Regions from separate parts of the Homo sapiens genome. Here region 2 is linked to region 1. Evidence: chromatin loops called from intact Hi-C (ENCODE). Cell type or tissue: K562. All regions are shown on one strand. Links, peaks and the distances in the headings refer to the core of each region. The heading gives the core; the rest is flanking DNA.

Region 1 (4,401 bases), core at 212-4,211:
GAGGCTGAGGTGGGAGAATCACTTAAGCCTAGGGGATTGAGGTTGCAGTGAGCCATGATCACTCCACTGTACTTCAGCTTGGGTGACAGAACGAGACCCTACCTCTAAAATTTAAAAAAAAGTCATTGAACCGAACCTTAACATCAGCGTATTAAATACTTCACTTAAAAATAATTAATAGTTGGAATGATACAGAGAAGATTAGCATGGCCCCTGTGTAAGGATGACAGGAAAAAAAATTCTATGTTTTAAATGTTTACTGCTTCCTCACTTTTCATGAGAAAAAAAGCATCCACTGAATTTATATGATCTAACAGGTGTGAAAAACTCCCTATCAAAAAATATCATTCCCCACCAACTTAAGAATAGACTGAATTTCCCCTGATTAGTTTCTCCTTTGATATACACATTGAAAGCCCTAAATAAAATGCTATATTAATTTTTCCCAATGAATATTTTAGCATGACACTAATGTATGAAGTTGGTTCTCCTCCCTCTTAGCAAGGTACTGCAACCCACTATTGACTATGTTAAAGTCTAAAAATAAAGAAGATAATAAAAGTAATAAAATGGTGATTACCTTCTTCAAGTTGCTTAGAAGTCTGAAGAGGCACCAACTCTTACAAACTAAATTTTCACTTTGGCTGACTCAGTCTCATTTCTTAATTTTTTCTTTACATCACCCCACCTCCCAGCCTTATGCCTCATCACTTACTACCTACTGATCAGTTTAATGGGCCTCAGAAAGGCTATGGAAATCCTAAAATGCAGAGTCATTTACAAACTTCCCTCACATGAGCCCTCCAATCCCTATGGGTGCACTGGAATATCCATTTTGTTGGTGATTTATGGGTTAGAAAGAGCCCTTAATTGCTTCACTAGCATGGACTTCTCTGTGACCAAGAAAAAATAAAAAAATAAAAAAATGGCAATGTGGGCTCCTTTGAGAGAAAGGAGAGGGGACATTACACAAGAAAAATGTTATTTTCCAATATCAAGAAAATTCATTAGCAAACACATTAAAATGCACTCAAGTAGTCATCACCCTGAATTGTTTTGGAAAAGGCCCTGCTTTGGAAAAACACAGGGCAAAAACATTACTCTTGTAGCTTGGCACAATGAGATGGCAGGATGACAAATGTCTTATTCTCTACTGTGCCTTAATATTTAGAGGACATCTGCTACTGTGTATTCCTCCCTCCCTTGAGTCACCTTTATCACAGTCTAACGTTGTGTTATTGCTGTTTCCCATGTCCACCTGTTACAGTGATAAGACACAGCTGTACTCCTCCAGTATGTGGGAAGCAAATGAGTCTGAAAGTCAGGAGGCTGAGCTTCTAGTTCCATTGTTGTACTAACTATGCACTCTTAGGCAAATATTGCAAATTCTCTTGGTTTTAGTGTCCTCTTCTAAAAAAATGGGAAGTATAATAGACATGGTTCCAATGAAATGGAAGCTAAGTCTTACCCCCAGGCATTAGGGGTTCCTTAGGTCATAGAACCAATATATAGAAAAGGGGTAATATATCCTTAACAGCAGTAATTAGATTGCTGCTACCTAGCGGGGATAGACAGGGAGAGCTATGTTTAGAACTCAGGGATTCAATGAACAACTTCTTAGCATTCCTTGGCCCACTGTTCTGGTGAATGGAAAAGTGCAGCCACCCAATAAAGACAAGATTATCAATGCCTCATATCCTACACGCAACGAAGTTTGGGTCTCTCCAAATCTACTTTGGAAAATAGGCAAAAGCATCTTTACTATGGGACAAGTAGCCTGGGACAAGGAAAAAGGTAAAACACATCCTGCTGAAGTGCCGATGGAAGGAAAGAACAGAAGTGGGAGGTGGAAGAAGGTAGCCTTGAGTACCAATGTACGCCTTGTCATCAGCTGCAGAAGCAGGGATTATAACAGCTATAATTTAAATCCCTTGGTCATTTCTCCTTCTCCCCAAACCTTGTATTTTAAAAGAAAAACACTGGAAGTGGCTACCACTTTAGATTCAGACGGACATGTGAACAACTTCTCATCACTTCGGATCTACTCTTTGCCCAGCTCCATTCTGCTGGGTTCTCTGGGTGGTTGACCTAAATGCATTGCATCCACAGATTCTCTTGTCTTCTGGCTTCTGGTTGGGTTCACCAACAAGGAGCACAGACAGAAGATTGGGAGAGGGAAGGGAGAGGAGCAAAATCAGGGTATTTATCCCCTTTGTATGCGGTCACTGTGGTGTGGACTGGCTCTGTCTTTCCACTAGAGGTCATAGCTCAAGTTGAGTAGCTCTCTCCACATAGCTCTATCTCCTGGTTCTAATAAAGGCTTTCTTTCCCTGCCCCAAAGGGTGGGAAAGGCACCCCAAGTTACTAGTTCTAGAGTATTTTGTTACCACATTTGAGCTCCTTAAACCCTGCCCACACCTTTGTAGATGGTCCTTTTAAATTAAACTCTTCTCAAATTACCAAATTTGTACAAATAATTTCTTTTCTAGTGGAGCCCTAACTAATATGGACAAGTTTCTTATAGGAACCACAAGTGGTAATTGTAAAATCAGATAAGATTTATTAAAATGTGTGTGAAGTTTCTTTGAAGAATATAATGCCTTTGTAGAAGTTCAAATGAGACATATGCAGTACATATAGAAAAGTGCATAAAGCATATATGTGCAGTTTGAATGATTATAAAATGAACATCTACATAACCAGTACTGTGATCCAGATATAAAATTTTGCTGCCTCCCCAGAAGCACAGTGAATCGTTTCCAGTTTCAAGCTACTCAGAACAATGATGCTGAGAAAATTCTTGTACTTGTCTGTAGTACACATTGCAAGAGTTTCTCTAGGACAGTGGTTCACAGTCTTTTGGTGATAATGTGGATTGGTGATGAGAGTTCTCATAGGCTGTTGCTGAGAGTATAAATTAGCACAACCACTTTGAAAGAGTGTGGCATTGTCTAACAGAACTAAAGTTATACACAGCTTTTTTTTTTTTTTTTTTTTTTTGAGACGGAGTTTTGCTCTTTTTGCCCAAGCTGGAGTGCAATGGCGTGATCTCAGCTCACTGCAACCTCCGCCTCCCGGGTTCAAGCGATTCTCCTGCTTCAGCCTCCCATGTAGCTAGGATTACAGGCATGCACCAGCACACCTGGCTAATTTTATACTTTTAGTAGAGATGGGGTTTCACCATGTTGGCCAGGCTGGTCTTGAACTTCTGACCTCAGATGATCTGCCCACCTTGGCCTCCCAAAGTGCTTTGATTACAGGCGTGAGCCACCACGCTCTGCCTTCTTCTTCTTCTTCTTCTTTTTTTTTTGAGACAGAGTCTCGCTCTGTCACCCAGGCTGGAGTGCAGTGGCATGATCTCGGCTCACTGCAACCTCTGCCTCCCGGGTTCAAGCAATTCTCCTGCTTTAGCCTCTCAAGTAGATGGGATTACAGGTGCCTGCCACCACACCTTGCTAATTTTTGAATTTTAATAAAGATGGGGTTTCATAATGTTGGTCAGGCTGGTCTTGAACTCCTGGTCTCAGGTGATCCACCCACATTGGCCTCCCAAAGTGTTAGGATTACAGGAGTGAGCCACCATGCCCGGCCTCACATCTTCTGACATAGCAACTTCGCTATTTTGCATGATGTTTGCTACAGATTTTCTGTAGGTACCCTATTTCACTTAAAAGTTTCCTTTTATTTCAAGTTTGCTGATTTTTAAAATTAAGAATACATATTGACTTTTTTTTTTAACCATTCACTTTTCCTAAATATATTGGGGGGGGGGTCATATGGGTTCTCTCCTTTATTCTATTAACATGACAAATTACATTGTTTCATTTTCAAATATTAAACCAATTTTGTATTCCTAGGATACACTTGCTTTTCTATATTATCTTTTTGTATTGCTGGATTCAGTTTGCTAATATATTGTTTCAGATTTTTTTCAACATACATCCATAGGTCAAATTAGATTGTAATTTTATTTTGACATAGTCTTCACATGAATTTTAGTGTCTTATGAGTTTGAGAGTTGTTCCTTCTTGTATGTGTTTATGTAATATTAAAATACTTTGTTCCTTAAAAGATTGGTGGAAGTCATATGAAAGGCTTCTGGTCCTGGAATTTTCTTTGTGGATTTTCTGTAAACGATTCAACTTATTTAATGATCATAGGATTGTTCGAGATTTTTGTTTTTGTTTTTTGTATTATTTTTATTTTTATTTTTTTGAGACGGAATCTCACTCTGTCCCCCACGATGGAGGGCAGTGGCGCGATCTTGGCTCACTGCAAGCTCCGCCTCCTGGGTTCACCCCGTTCTCCTGCCTCAGCCTCCCGAGTAGCTGGGACTACAGGCGCCCGCCACCACGCCCGGCTAATTTTTTCGTATTTTTAGTAGAGACGGGGTTTCACCGT
Region 2 (4,401 bases), core at 1-4,000, 190 kb after region 1:
TTCTAGTCCCATGGCTGTAAGTCCTACTTTTCTCTTCATTTGAATCCAGTACCCATTTAAAATGTGTCCATCCCTCTGCTTGGTTAACTTTTGTTTTTAAATGGAATCCAATGAATGTATTATAATGGAAAATGTCACTTTCCCATTAACTTGGTTTGCTACTTGACAGTTATTTGTGAATCTCTAAAGTCTTGCTTTCACAACGAGCCCGGAGTTCTATAGGATGACCTTGACTCTCAAGGATCTTATCTGTGTAGAGATGAAGGGCAGTTTTATGGGAAAATGAGCAAGTTAAGTGGGGTAGCACTGGGTAGGGACCAGCCTTGTCTGTGCCTCCTTCATTCCTAAATCAGATCATTTTCTTGGGAACAGACTCCTTGACCAGCACAAGCACAAGGAGTGGTTGGTAGAGTCTAAGACACTGGTTAGAGACAGATCATTGAAAGCTAATAAGGATTTTGGATTTTTATTTAAAGTTACTAAGGAGAAAAGCCTTTTTATTGCTACTTAAATTTCCAGTTGATTGTAGAAATTTCACCTTAATCTGTTTGGCATTTATGTAAATACTTGCAAAGTTAAACGTTTTGTTTGATTTTATTTTATATAGTTGTTCCTGAAAATGATAGGCCCAACCCATGGCCAGATGACAGTCACAAGACTTGTGAATACGTTAAAAGAAGGAAAACGCCTGCCGTGCCCACCTAACTGTCCAGATGAGGTATCTATGGGCCACGTCACAGTAATAACACTCCATTTCTATTATGTTTTCGCAGCTTGAGTTGTCCAGCAATGGGTAGAGGGGAGAGCGAGGAAATGATGCAGTGAAGTCCTTGTAAAATAGTTTTCTGAAGCTGAATTTCACATAAGATAACTGAGAAATCGCCTTTGGGGCTAGATGATAGCCACCAGTTAGGTTCAGAGCAAGGATTCCCTCCAAAAGCCAGCCCCTCTTTATCCACTTGCTTGCCCCAGAGGGACAGGTTTTGGTGTAGCCTTAGTGTGACAAATACATATAATTGCATTTTTTGTGTGTAAGTTTATCCCACTTATTAGCATTTATAATTCAGTTTTCTAAGTGAATTGAGCCTTTAATACTAAACTCTTGAGACTGTGTAAGACACACTGAACAGTATGAGTCAGAGAGTGAGGCAGCCAGTCTGGAAAGTTCAAGTCTGAACTGAGATTCTGCTTCACCCTCTAACTGGTTTACAGGAATGACCTGGATTTTATTGCAGCCAGTCAACCCTTGAGCTTCTCAAATGTTAAAATATTATTTATGAACTAGAGTTGTATCCCATTTTCTGTGTTTTAAACTATTCAAATACTCTTGTTTTTCTAGTCTTTAAGGAAAAGTCATTGCATTTCCAAAATTATTTTCTTACTCTTGATATTTCTGTTATTTTTTAAAGTTCCCAGATCTAACATTTTTACTGTTGTTACTTCTTTCTTTTTACAGGTTTATCAACTTATGAGGAAATGCTGGGAATTCCAACCATCCAATCGGACAAGCTTTCAGAACCTTATTGAAGGATTTGAAGCACTTTTAAAATAAGAAGCATGAATAACATTTAAATTCCACAGATTATCAAGTCCTTCTCCTGCAACAAATGCCCAAGTCATTTTTTAAAAATTTCTAATGAAAGAAGTTTGTGTTCTGTCCAAAAAGTCACTGAACTCATACTTCAGTACATATACATGTATAAGGCACACTGTAGTGCTTAATATGTGTAAGGACTTCCTCTTTAAATTTGGTACCAGTAACTTAGTGACACATAATGACAACCAAAATATTTGAAAGCACTTAAGCACTCCTCCTTGTGGAAAGAATATACCACCATTTCATCTGGCTAGTTCACCATCACAACTGCATTACCAAAAGGGGATTTTTGAAAACGAGGAGTTGACCAAAATAATATCTGAAGATGATTGCTTTTCCCTGCTGCCAGCTGATCTGAAATGTTTTGCTGGCACATTAATCATAGATAAAGAAAGATTGATGGACTTAGCCCTCAAATTTCAGTATCTATACAGTACTAGACCATGCATTCTTAAAATATTAGATACCAGGTAGTATATATTGTTTCTGTACAAAAATGACTGTATTCTCTCACCAGTAGGACTTAAACTTTGTTTCTCCAGTGGCTTAGCTCCTGTTCCTTTGGGTGATCACTAGCACCCATTTTTGAGAAAGCTGGTTCTACATGGGGGGATAGCTGTGGAATAGATAATTTGCTGCATGTTAATTCTCAAGAACTAAGCCTGTGCCAGTGCTTTCCTAAGCAGTATACCTTTAATCAGAACTCATTCCCAGAACCTGGATGCTATTACACATGCTTTTAAGAAACGTCAATGTATATCCTTTTATAACTCTACCACTTTGGGGCAAGCTATTCCAGCACTGGTTTTGAATGCTGTATGCAACCAGTCTGAATACCACATACGCTGCACTGTTCTTAGAGGGTTTCCATACTTACCACCGATCTACAAGGGTTGATCCCTGTTTTTACCATCAATCATCACCCTGTGGTGCAACACTTGAAAGACCCGGCTAGAGGCACTATGGACTTCAGGATCCACTAGACAGTTTTCAGTTTGCTTGGAGGTAGCTGGGTAATCAAAAATGTTTAGTCATTGATTCAATGTGAACGATTACGGTCTTTATGACCAAGAGTCTGAAAATCTTTTTGTTATGCTGTTTAGTATTCGTTTGATATTGTTACTTTTCACCTGTTGAGCCCAAATTCAGGATTGGTTCAGTGGCAGCAATGAAGTTGCCATTTAAATTTGTTCATAGCCTACATCACCAAGGTCTCTGTGTCAAACCTGTGGCCACTCTATATGCACTTTGTTTACTCTTTATACAAATAAATATACTAAAGACTTTACATGCATATGCCTTTTAATATTAAGATTTCATTTTCAAAGCATTTCAAACAATTTGCTTACATAGAAAAATAACAGTATAGTTTTGGGGGGAGGAAGGGGTGGGTTACGGTCCTTACTACTAACAAACAAACAAACACCACTTGATTTGCACTTCTTCACTGTTGTGCCCAGTGATTGATAACGGGGCACAGGCCAGTATGGATGGCATGTCCACTGTGCTGTAGTCCAGACACCTTTGTTTGTTTGTTTTAGTTCCTTCAACCTCTTCCTGCTTTGACTGACTGACTTTTTGCAGCTCTGTTGCAAAATTCACCATCTTTCCTTTCTTCTGTTTGTTTGTTTGTTTGTACTATAGTGGAGGTGTGACTAAGCATTGAAGAGGCTGAATGCAACAGGAAAATGGGAAAGAGAAGTGCAGGGCCTGAAAAACCCATTAGTCATCTGCTATATCACTGAATGATGCCTAATTCTTATCAGTTACTTATAGGTAGTATACTTAGAAATTACCTTAAACTTTCTAGCTGTCAGTCATTTTCCAACAGAAGCTAGTATATGCAATAAATTAGACCAAGTGAAATTCTTTACAAAGCATACAACATATGTACCAATTCTAGACTTCATAATTAAAACAGGATATCCACATCATAGTTAAAAATAACAAGTCCCCAAAGTGACGAGATATTTAATGATCTGATTTCAAAAAGCCCCGGATTGAGATCCCAAATTCCCTATCAATTAATTACAGTCTTATAACATAAACAAACTTAGAAATTTCTAGATGGCAAAAGGTTTCTCATGCATTTAATACCAAGGTCTTCAAGAAATGGTGATGTCAAAAGTCATCATAGTCCATAAAGATAAAACTTCTTTCACAAGTAAATTGGGTTAAATAACTGATTTTTCACCCTAACACACTATCAAAAAGAGTGAGAGAGAAAGCAGAGAGTGAGGTATAGCTTATTAGCTCAAAATGGTTATAAATACTGTGACTCCTTAAGACTCCATCAGAAAGTGCAGTATTGACTGCTTTACTATACTATATTGTGGAAATAATAGGGCATTTAGTGATCAAAATAGGCCCCATTCTAGTCATTAGATCATTACTAGTCTACGCTATGAAATGAGCACAGAAACCCATGTTCCTTTCCACTTACAAGTCTGTCTAAAGGCTAAAGGTCTGTCTTTAGGTGAATTGAAAGGAATAGTTGCTATTAGAATTAGTGCTATTAGATCAGGGATCAGCAAACTATATATAAATGGCCAGATACTTGAAATTTTAGGCCATATGGTCTTTGTAGGCCATACAGTCTCTGTTGAAGCTAATCAGTTCTGCCCTTGTAGCGTAAGAGTGCCACAGACAACACGTAAATGAATGAGCATGGCAACGTCCCAATAAAAGTTTATTTATGGACACTGAAATCTGAATTTCATATAAATTTCATGTCATAAGTTTTCTTTTTTCCTCCAACCATTTAAAAATGTAAACATTAGTCTTAGCTTGCAGGCAGCACAAAA

What was found. Hi-C counts contacts between places; a loop is a spot of excess contacts. Peaks named below come from ENCODE experiments on the same cell type or tissue, not always from the same donor. Only the 100,000 strongest peaks of a DNase experiment are listed, where the experiment ranks them.
Region 2: a loop joins it to region 1, with 2.6 times the contacts of the local background. A loop is called at or near these places in 2 of 110 quality-filtered maps.

What each region holds. Positions count from the first base shown.
Region 1 is chr1:65,018,825-65,023,225 of GRCh38, reverse strand. It overlaps a transcript of JAK1 not described here and the pseudogene RNU6-1176P. Among named protein-coding and RNA genes, the nearest start is that of LINC01359, 19 kb to the right of the region's middle. In K562, for the core only: a CTCF peak has its summit at 2,252 (motif pointing right); DNase peaks (open chromatin) are centred at 1,225 and 2,265.
Region 2 is chr1:64,831,713-64,836,113 of GRCh38, reverse strand. RAVER2 (ribonucleoprotein, PTB binding 2) reads right to left here. Exons shown (of 12, transcript NM_001366165.2): 12 at 2,882-4,401. JAK1 (Janus kinase 1) reads left to right here. Exons shown (of 25, transcript NM_002227.4): 23 at 1-16; 24 at 608-718; 25 at 1,457-2,885. The coding sequence ends at 1,552. Among named protein-coding and RNA genes, the nearest start is that of RAVER2, 89 kb to the right of the region's middle. In K562, for the core only: a CTCF peak has its summit at 1,831; no DNase peak of the experiment used is centred there.